Regions from separate parts of the Mus musculus genome. Here region 1 is linked to region 2. Evidence: chromatin loops called from intact Hi-C (ENCODE). Cell type or tissue: heart. All regions are shown on one strand.

Region 1 (4,000 bases), 66 kb before region 2:
CCTCCATGATCATGTCACTTTAGCAGGGGCTGTCACACTCTCATGCTGGTTTATTTGAACTTGTCTTATGTCAGGTGAGTCACTGTGGCTGAGGCAAGCCAAATGTTCCCTCTCCCCTACTGGTTCCTTCTCAGGGTAGGATAATTTTGCAGATGGATAACAGTCCTTGATCTTGAAGCGGCCTTTGAAAGTTAGACATGAGCTTCTTGGCTTAGACAACACAGCCAGACTCCAACATCAGTCCCCAAATAAGGAGCCACGAAGTCCCCATCCAACAGTGACTTCCTTCCTTCTAGGACTAGATCCTTCCACATGTTTAGCAGAGGCATAGATTTCTCCAGGGGACACGGTAACCTTGGGCTTTCTGTCGTGGCTGGCTTTGTTATGTTATTTTTTAAGGCATGATGGCTTGGATTGGCTCAGCTGGACTTCGTCATCTTCTGCTGCTGTCTTATAATTCATGTTATGAAAGCTTGGGTTAAGTGTTTCAGATGAGGAGCGTAATCAAAAAGAAACAGGATTAGGACAATGCTGTGCCCTTCCCAGAGTAGATGGTCTGATGGAAAATGGGTACACTGTTTCAAAACTGACAAACAACTGTGTATGCCAGGTGGGTGGGCAGGAGATAAGCCGAAGGCCATGGAAGCCTTGGCAAATACATTAATCAGAAGAGCCTCACTGAAGTAACAAATATCATCAATTAGTGGAGCCTTCACAAGAGAAATGTTTATAGGTTGCTCCTATCGCAACTCAGGTGCATTATTGGGATGCCAGAGGGGTAACGTGGGTTCAAGGCTCCTGCTTTGCAACTGCACTGCCCACTTGGGTCTTAATGGCTTTGTCTGGATGCTCTTTAGTTTACAGATACAGAACAAGAAAGGGTGTGGGAGGTTGCAACCAAGTTTTAGAGCACAGGTAGAGAATTGGCTCCTAGCTTCCCACATCAGTCCATGGCCTTGTCTCCTCCAGGAAACTGGAGTGGAGTTTAGCTGGGAGCCCAGAATGTTTGGTGGATCTCAGTAGGACATTTGCTACAAGATGCTGTTTACCCACCTGGAAAGGTCAGGGAAGGCACAAGGCTAATGTGGAAGAAGTAGGGTACTGTGTGCATGATGACCAAGAGCCATCATGAAAAGGAAGCAGGGATAGTATGAGTTGGGCCTTCATATAGAACTGTGCTCTAGCCCTCAGTTTGTAATGGTACGACCTGGCTCTGGCCTGCAGAGTCCAAGGTTGTACCATTTGCCCTGAGATCTCGTCCCCTTTTTGAGATGTTATCTTAGTTTGGGTTTTACTGAAGTGAACAGACACCATGACCAAGGCAACTCTTATAAGGACAACATTGAATTGGGTTACAGGTTCAAAGGTCTAGTCCGTTATTATTATGACAGGAAGCATGGCAGCATGCAAGCAGGCATGGTGCAGGAGGAGCTGAGAGTTCTACATCTTCATCTGAAGGCTGCTAGTGGAAGACTGACTTCCAGGCAGCTCAGATGAGGGAGGGTCTTAAGCCCACACACACAGTGACACACCTACACGAACAACGCCACACCTCCTAATGTTGCCACTCCCTGGACCAAGCTTATACAAACCATCACATATGTTGTCTGGGAGTGTGTCTTTCACTATCACTGCAAGTCCCATTAGGATTCTCTCTGTCCTGAAAAGTTTGATTCCTTTCTGTTCTTGGATTGTTCCTTCTCCTGGATGTATTTTTAAAAAATATTTTTATGAATTCTTTGTGAATTTTATTTTTATCATATGTATCTCTAGGTCTCCCTCTTATCTCCTTTCAGACCCTCTCCCACCTCCCCACCTTTCACTTTGTGCCCGCCCCCCTTTTTCTAAAAATGTAGCAGCTCATCGAGTCTAGTTTGTGCCATTTGTGTGCTTCTGGGTGACGGGTCACTCACTAGAGCACTACCAACCGGCCAGGGGCAATGCCTTTGAAGAAGAAATGGCTCTCCCTCCCCAGAAGCCATAGTATTCATACCTCCTCGGTCAGGTCCGTTCCCACTCCGTGCTGGGAGGCTGACTGGCTTACTCTTGTGCAGGTCTTGTGCAAGCGGCCACAGCTGCTGTGCTTTCGTGGGTGCCGAGGTCCTGCCATGCGCAGAGGACACAGTTTTGCTGTTGTCCTTCCTATCCTCTGGCTTGTGCAGTCTTTGCACCTAATGTCCCGAGTTGGTTGGGCTGGCGTGTGATAAAATGTCCCATCTGCGGCTGACCTCTCCACGGTCTTTTTTTTTTTTCTTCACACTATTTCTTTTTTTTCCTCCACATGCTTTTAATGAATTATTTTGTAGTCTCTGGCCTTCTCCCTTTTATCGTCCCTCCTATGACTGTTTTCATATACTTCCCCAATGTGAACTCTGTGTATCAGTGACCAGAGGAATTTGGGACTTTACTGGTTTGAACTGCCCACCAGCAGATGTTCCCTCTGCTGCATTATCCCACGTCGGAACATTCATCCCCAGGGACCTGACCTGCTATGGAAAACTTGAGGGAGGAGCCTCTGGGCTCACCAACCCCAACAGTGTTCTTCAGGATTGACCCTGCAGCCTTATTTTTACACTGGAGAATCTGCAAATTCCATCACCGGAGAAAATAGAAACGTTGTCCAAGTTAAGGGCTTTTGAGGACACTGGGGGCACTTTATTCCCAAGAGCGGACACTGACTTGGATATGTGTTTGGTTCTGATGGGATCTGGGAAAAAGGTTTCAGTCACTAACATAGAGAATGTGTTATAATACAGTTTCTGAAATAAAACAAATGTTTCCCTGAATGGAAGAGAAGTGTGTGTGAGTGTGTGTCTGTGTCTGTGTGTGTGGTGTTTAAGATCTCTGATAAGAACAGCCAGAGTACAATGACCATTCATCATCATTATGTGCACTGTGACAGTTGTTCTGCACACCTCTGTCCTTTGGTTCATTCAGGTGACACATGGCAAGGAGGAGGTGCTCTTAGCCTCCTGAGTCCTCAAAGAGGTCACAGAATCTGCCCTGTCGCATACGTGGAGGGCAGAGAGCTAGGGATAGTCCTAGGACCTCACCACATGCTTCCATTTAGAAGTAGTCACTTATAACAAAGAAATCCTATTTTTCAACCCATACAGCGGACATTTCTGCTGTGATACAGGTAGGTGGCTTAAAAGTGCCTACAGACTTTTCAGGCTCCATATCCATGATCCAGAGTTCCTATATGGGATGTGTGTGTGTGTGATATTATTGTCACAAGAAAAGCAAAATCTCTATTGAAATACCATGTATTGGTATTGGACAAATTTAACAAGATTAAGCAAGCATTCCTGTGAGAAACTGGGGTGGGTGACGGCGAGGGTGAGAGGACAGAATCTTCAATAAAACACAGTCATGAATTTCCTTGACTTTTTAAGGAAGCCACAAAATAGTACAGTTTTGAGTATATACTCTGTCCTGTGTGCTTAGGACAGGAATGTCTGAATTGATGGGGTCTTCCTGCTGGCAGTCTGGGCCTGGAAAGGGACTGTAATAATTAGTAAGACTAGGCTTTCACTTGATTTCTACATCACCAGGAAGACCCAACCCTGGGAAGAAAGAGACTTCTAAACATGTGTGGTCCGAGCTCTTGGAGCACCAACTCTGAGTCCGTGGCCACCAAGAGCACCGTTCCTGCTGTGTCTTACAGGGCTAGGCTTGGCCGAACAGGGCATGCTTCAGGAATGCCTAACTTAGGAGGAGGATCTGCTGGCCTCTCCCAATAACTTTGACTTTAGCAGTTTCGGTGACATTTGTCTTGTGACACTCTGTGCTTGAAGGGGACAAGGCCGGCTGCTTTACTCAGTACACCTGGACCAGGGATCTGGAGCTTTCTGAAGGTTTAGAAAACCCTCTTGTCTCTCTCATTTGGGTCCCTGCAATCTGTCAGCTCGGTCCCTTCTCCTCTTTCTCCTTCTCTTCCTCCCCCTCCCCCTCCCCTTCCTCCCCCTCCCCCTCCCCTTCCTCCCCCTCCCCATCCCCT
Region 2 (4,000 bases):
TCAGAAGAGCTAAGATTCCTCCTCCATCCTGTCCCACCCAGCCCACGTGATGTAAGCCAGTCTGTCTTACAAGTTCACCAGAGCAGGGTTCTTATTTAGGGAACCTCATTAGCATCAACCAGAGCCTGACACAGTAGATGTTGAAAACCAATAAATGTTGGTTAGCAGCACGCTGTGTTGAGCCTGCCTTTCAGACTTTATGGGGATCCAGTTTGCCCAGGGAATCTGGTTAAAATGTAGATTTTGGGCTCATCAGATCCAGAATGGGGATCCAGGATGTCACGTTTAGAGCTAGCTCCCAATGGAGGATGCTGTCACCAATCTTGTCTTCTACTTCTAGTGGAAAGATCCCAGGACGTACAAAACCAAGTCAAGCAGGACCCATTCTGCTAAGCGGGATGCTGTGGCTAAGCTTGCCGGCAGACCCTAGACCTGGGCCTCGTGGTTGGGAGTGGGGTGGGGATGAGCCTGGCATCCCTGGCTTTCTCCACATCTGTGGCACCAAAAGGAACATTTGAAATAGAGGCCTACCAGGTAGTAGTTCCCAGCCTCCTCTGGGGCTGGGTTTCTAGAACAGGCTCTCAGCCCTGGCCTTAGGGAATGTTGCCTGAGGGACCTGGAGACCATGCTGTTCAGCTGTTTGAGCTGTGATTGAGGGCAGCAAGCTGCATAGGAGGACCAAAAATGAAGAAAAAAAAATTTTTTTGGTAAACATTTGTTCCTATGGGGAAAAAAACCTGAATTCTCAAAAATGGATTTTTTTTTTAAATCAGGAACTGAGTTACTGGAATTTTTCTGAATTAGAAGCCAAACAAAAAGTTTTGTGTGGTTTTTAGTTACACAAGAGACTGCTGCCAGGATGGAATGAATGAGAAGAGCTGCCGAAAGAACAGTCAGCAAGAAGGCATGGGGACCTTAGGGTGGTGTGAGGAGCACCTGGGTGCCCAGTCCATGTGTAGGCTGCGACTGCCAGTATTCCAGGGACAGACCCATGCACCCATCTTCTTGCCGGGATCAAAAGGAAAAATTAATTGTGAGGCTTGCTTGTGTCAGACATGTACACATGCAAGCCATTATCGTTGCTTTGTAAATGACCATAATTTAGGTCTTGGCCCTCTAGGGGGTCCTGTTTTATTTGCCCGCCTGTCTGTCTGAGCTCCATGCAGCCATAAAAAGTTCAACTTTACTTTTGTGTTAGCCTGCAGCTGAGCCATAATTAGCATCCTTGGGCGATCCCCCCAACTTCATGTTTCTCAGGGTATAGCTTCCTTCTAGCCGTCTTCCTTACCCACAGCACGGTCTCCTGAGTTTTCCAGACTGTTCTCTGGTAAGATCTCTCCAGTCTCCTGCCAGCCTGGCTTCTCTCTAGGTCCCCTGCAAGGCAATAGCCACTAATTGATAGCAGAAGCTTGCTCTCTGTCCCCATTCCCTCTCTAGCAACCGCCTCTACCCCTCCAGTCCACCTAAGTATGCTTACCCAGCGGGAGCTTCGTGAAGACCCTAGGACTTGGATGGGGCTTGGATGGCTCAAACCTTTTCTCCAATATCACCACAAAGCCAGCCAAGATGAGCTGCCATGGAAGATTTACAGTGGACAAACACTACACCTAAATCTTTCTGACCCCCCTCCCCAAAAGCAGTTGGTTTTACCAGCACCAGGCTGGTTGGACCCACTTAGGAAGGAAGGAAAGGCAGGGTGGTCCAGGGCCTGAACGCCAAGGAAACCGTCACCATCTTTCTGACGGCTTGTGCTGGCAGTATATAGGATCTTCTTGGACATCTCACTCCTGGCAGTTCCCTCCCCCAGGTGGCTTGACCCAGTTCTAGGAGAGGCTGTGTTCTGGGGCTTCAGTGAAATACCTAAAGCGAGACTTCCACTGTCTTCCCAGCCCCCAGCTTCCTTCTCGCTCTTCTGTTTGGAACTCTTGGGTGTCATTATTTCTGCTCGTTTCTTGACCTGTTGCTTGTGTGTGCCTTCCAGGCAGGCCTTTTGCTGGAGGATGAGAAGTATGAACTTTGGAGTCCCAAGAATACCACAGTGGGGGAGAAGGGGTCAGTCTTTTCCCACTGGGGCTGGGGTGTGGCTTTGAAACTGCGCCGTGTTTCAGGATTTCGTGTGTTTAAACCATCACCTTTTAGGGCTCCAGCTGCCTCCTTTTATAACCAGAAGGCAGAGGCCTGCAGAGGTCTTCAGTGTCTGGGCTCTAGCTTAAGCTAACATCTCGATGAATCCCTGCTGAAGGCTAGAGTAAGAATGACCATTTACCAAGAGCTGGGCCCTTGACATTTGTACTTAGCCATTTCTGGTTTTGCATGTCCTTTGTCACCACAGAAAGCCTTGGCACCAGGCTAGCCTGTCTGCCTTTGCCTTTAGAACTGGAGTCAAAGCTCACCTAGACCAGCAGGATTGGCTGGCTGTTTGCATGGGGATGGAGCACAAAATAGGAACCTCCTGCTCTTTGGTAAAGGTCAGGGGATGCCCTGCGTTCTGGTATTAATGGAAGAGAATTCTTTTGAGTGAATCGAACAGATGAGAAGATGCCAGAAGCAGGATGGCAGATAAGAAGGACCCCTGTGAGCCTTCATCAGTGATGGGAGGCTGTTGACACAGCAGTCTCTCTGGCTTCGAGGTGGATTTTCTCAGAGTGGCCAGAATCGGGTGTCACAGTCTTTGACCTATGAGCTCCCTAGCAGGTGGCGGGTGGCAAGTGCACAGAAGAGTTACCTAACTCTCAAAATCCACAGAGCAGCTCTTTTCTGAAAGCATTGCCCAGGGGTGGTCTTGATTTCTTTGTTGTGCTTTCTTTCACTAAAGGACTAAAGGACGGGACAGCGGATAGTGTATTGCTGCTCAGTTCCTTAAGAATGTACTGTGGCTAGCATTTGCCAACAAATGTTGATAGTGAATTTCCCTTATACCTCTGTCCTAAGGGCTTGACAATCCCAGTGGGACATTAAGCAGATTTAAAATTCTTGTTTTCTGGGGAGAAAATTCAAAGTTGTGGGGGGCGGGGTCAGGGTCATATAAGCAATTTGAATGCTGTATGGTTGACCAGTATACAAAGGAGACACCAGGATACAGATGCAGGGAGTGCTACAGGAGCCTCCCCCATCCCCCCACCCCCTCCGTGGCAGCCCTCCTGCCTCAGCTGGGGACACAGGTGTGGACACTATTGGTGGCTTGATTTCCTGGTTCTTTTTACTCCTTTCTCCCTTCTTCCCCAGGAATGCTCTAGGGTGGGGAGAATCTGAGAATGGATCCCCTTCTCGCTTGGCTTCTTCAGGGGAGAGAAAGAGCCAAGAACCGAGTCAACCTCTTACATTAGGACTGCGATCCAAACATCTGTGCTTTCACGGTTGTCTCTGAGGTAGTTCTGTGCAGAATACACTTCCACAGAAACTTTGCACTAGAAATGAATGTGACTTGTTTGTCCCTGGGATTTAGGAAGATTGAGTCCACAGAGCCAGCACCCTGAGTGGTTGCTTTGTCCCCTATGGTCCCCCTTTGGTCTTACCATGAAAAGCTTGGTAATTCAATGGCCAGGTGCTATTGACAGCGACCCTGTGGGATTTTTTTTTTACATTAATATTTCTGATCTGTGGTCAGGCCCTATAACCATCCAGGCTCTTTAAACAAGAATTACCAGACCCTCTGTCTGATTTGGACCATCTGGCTTCGGGTCACCTGTAGCGTTCATTGGCCACAGGTTCTTGGTGGCTCTGGGCATAGCTGGATAGTCCGCGTTTCTAACCAGCTTGTGATCAGGCCGAGCGGCTGGACTCAGATCACACTGCTTGACTAAGTTGGACTCTCCACAGACATGACCTGGGCATCAAGAATCTCTTTAAATTCCCCTGTGACTCCAGTGACCACCTGTTGCTAAAAAACCATTTCAAATCACCAACTGATCACCTCGTCTGGTATGCATTCTGTGGTCTTGTTGTTCAGGGTCTGTGTTGTGAGTGACAGGACCTCTAGAAGTTCCATTGCTCATGAGAG

What was found. A loop is a pair of places that touch in the nucleus more often than their neighbours do. Peaks named below come from ENCODE experiments on the same cell type or tissue, not always from the same donor. Only the 100,000 strongest peaks of a DNase experiment are listed, where the experiment ranks them.
Region 1: it touches region 2 in a loop (2.3-fold over the local background); 2 of 42 quality-filtered maps call a loop at or near these places.

The regions. Positions count from the first base shown.
Region 1 is chr6:118,991,099-118,995,098 of GRCm38, reverse strand. All of the region lies in intron 3 of Cacna1c (calcium channel, voltage-dependent, L type, alpha 1C subunit), which reads left to right. It overlaps Gm50599 (a long non-coding RNA gene), which reads left to right. Exons shown (of 2, transcript XR_001785462.2): 2 at 1-4,000. Among named protein-coding and RNA genes, the nearest start is that of Gm50599, 22 kb to the left of the region's middle. In heart, no CTCF peak of the experiment used is centred here; a DNase peak (open chromatin) is centred at 2,498.
Region 2 is chr6:118,925,170-118,929,169 of GRCm38, reverse strand. All of the region lies in intron 3 of Cacna1c (calcium channel, voltage-dependent, L type, alpha 1C subunit), which reads left to right. Among named protein-coding and RNA genes, the nearest start is that of 4931430N09Rik, 47 kb to the right of the region's middle. In heart, no CTCF peak of the experiment used is centred here; no DNase peak of the experiment used is centred here.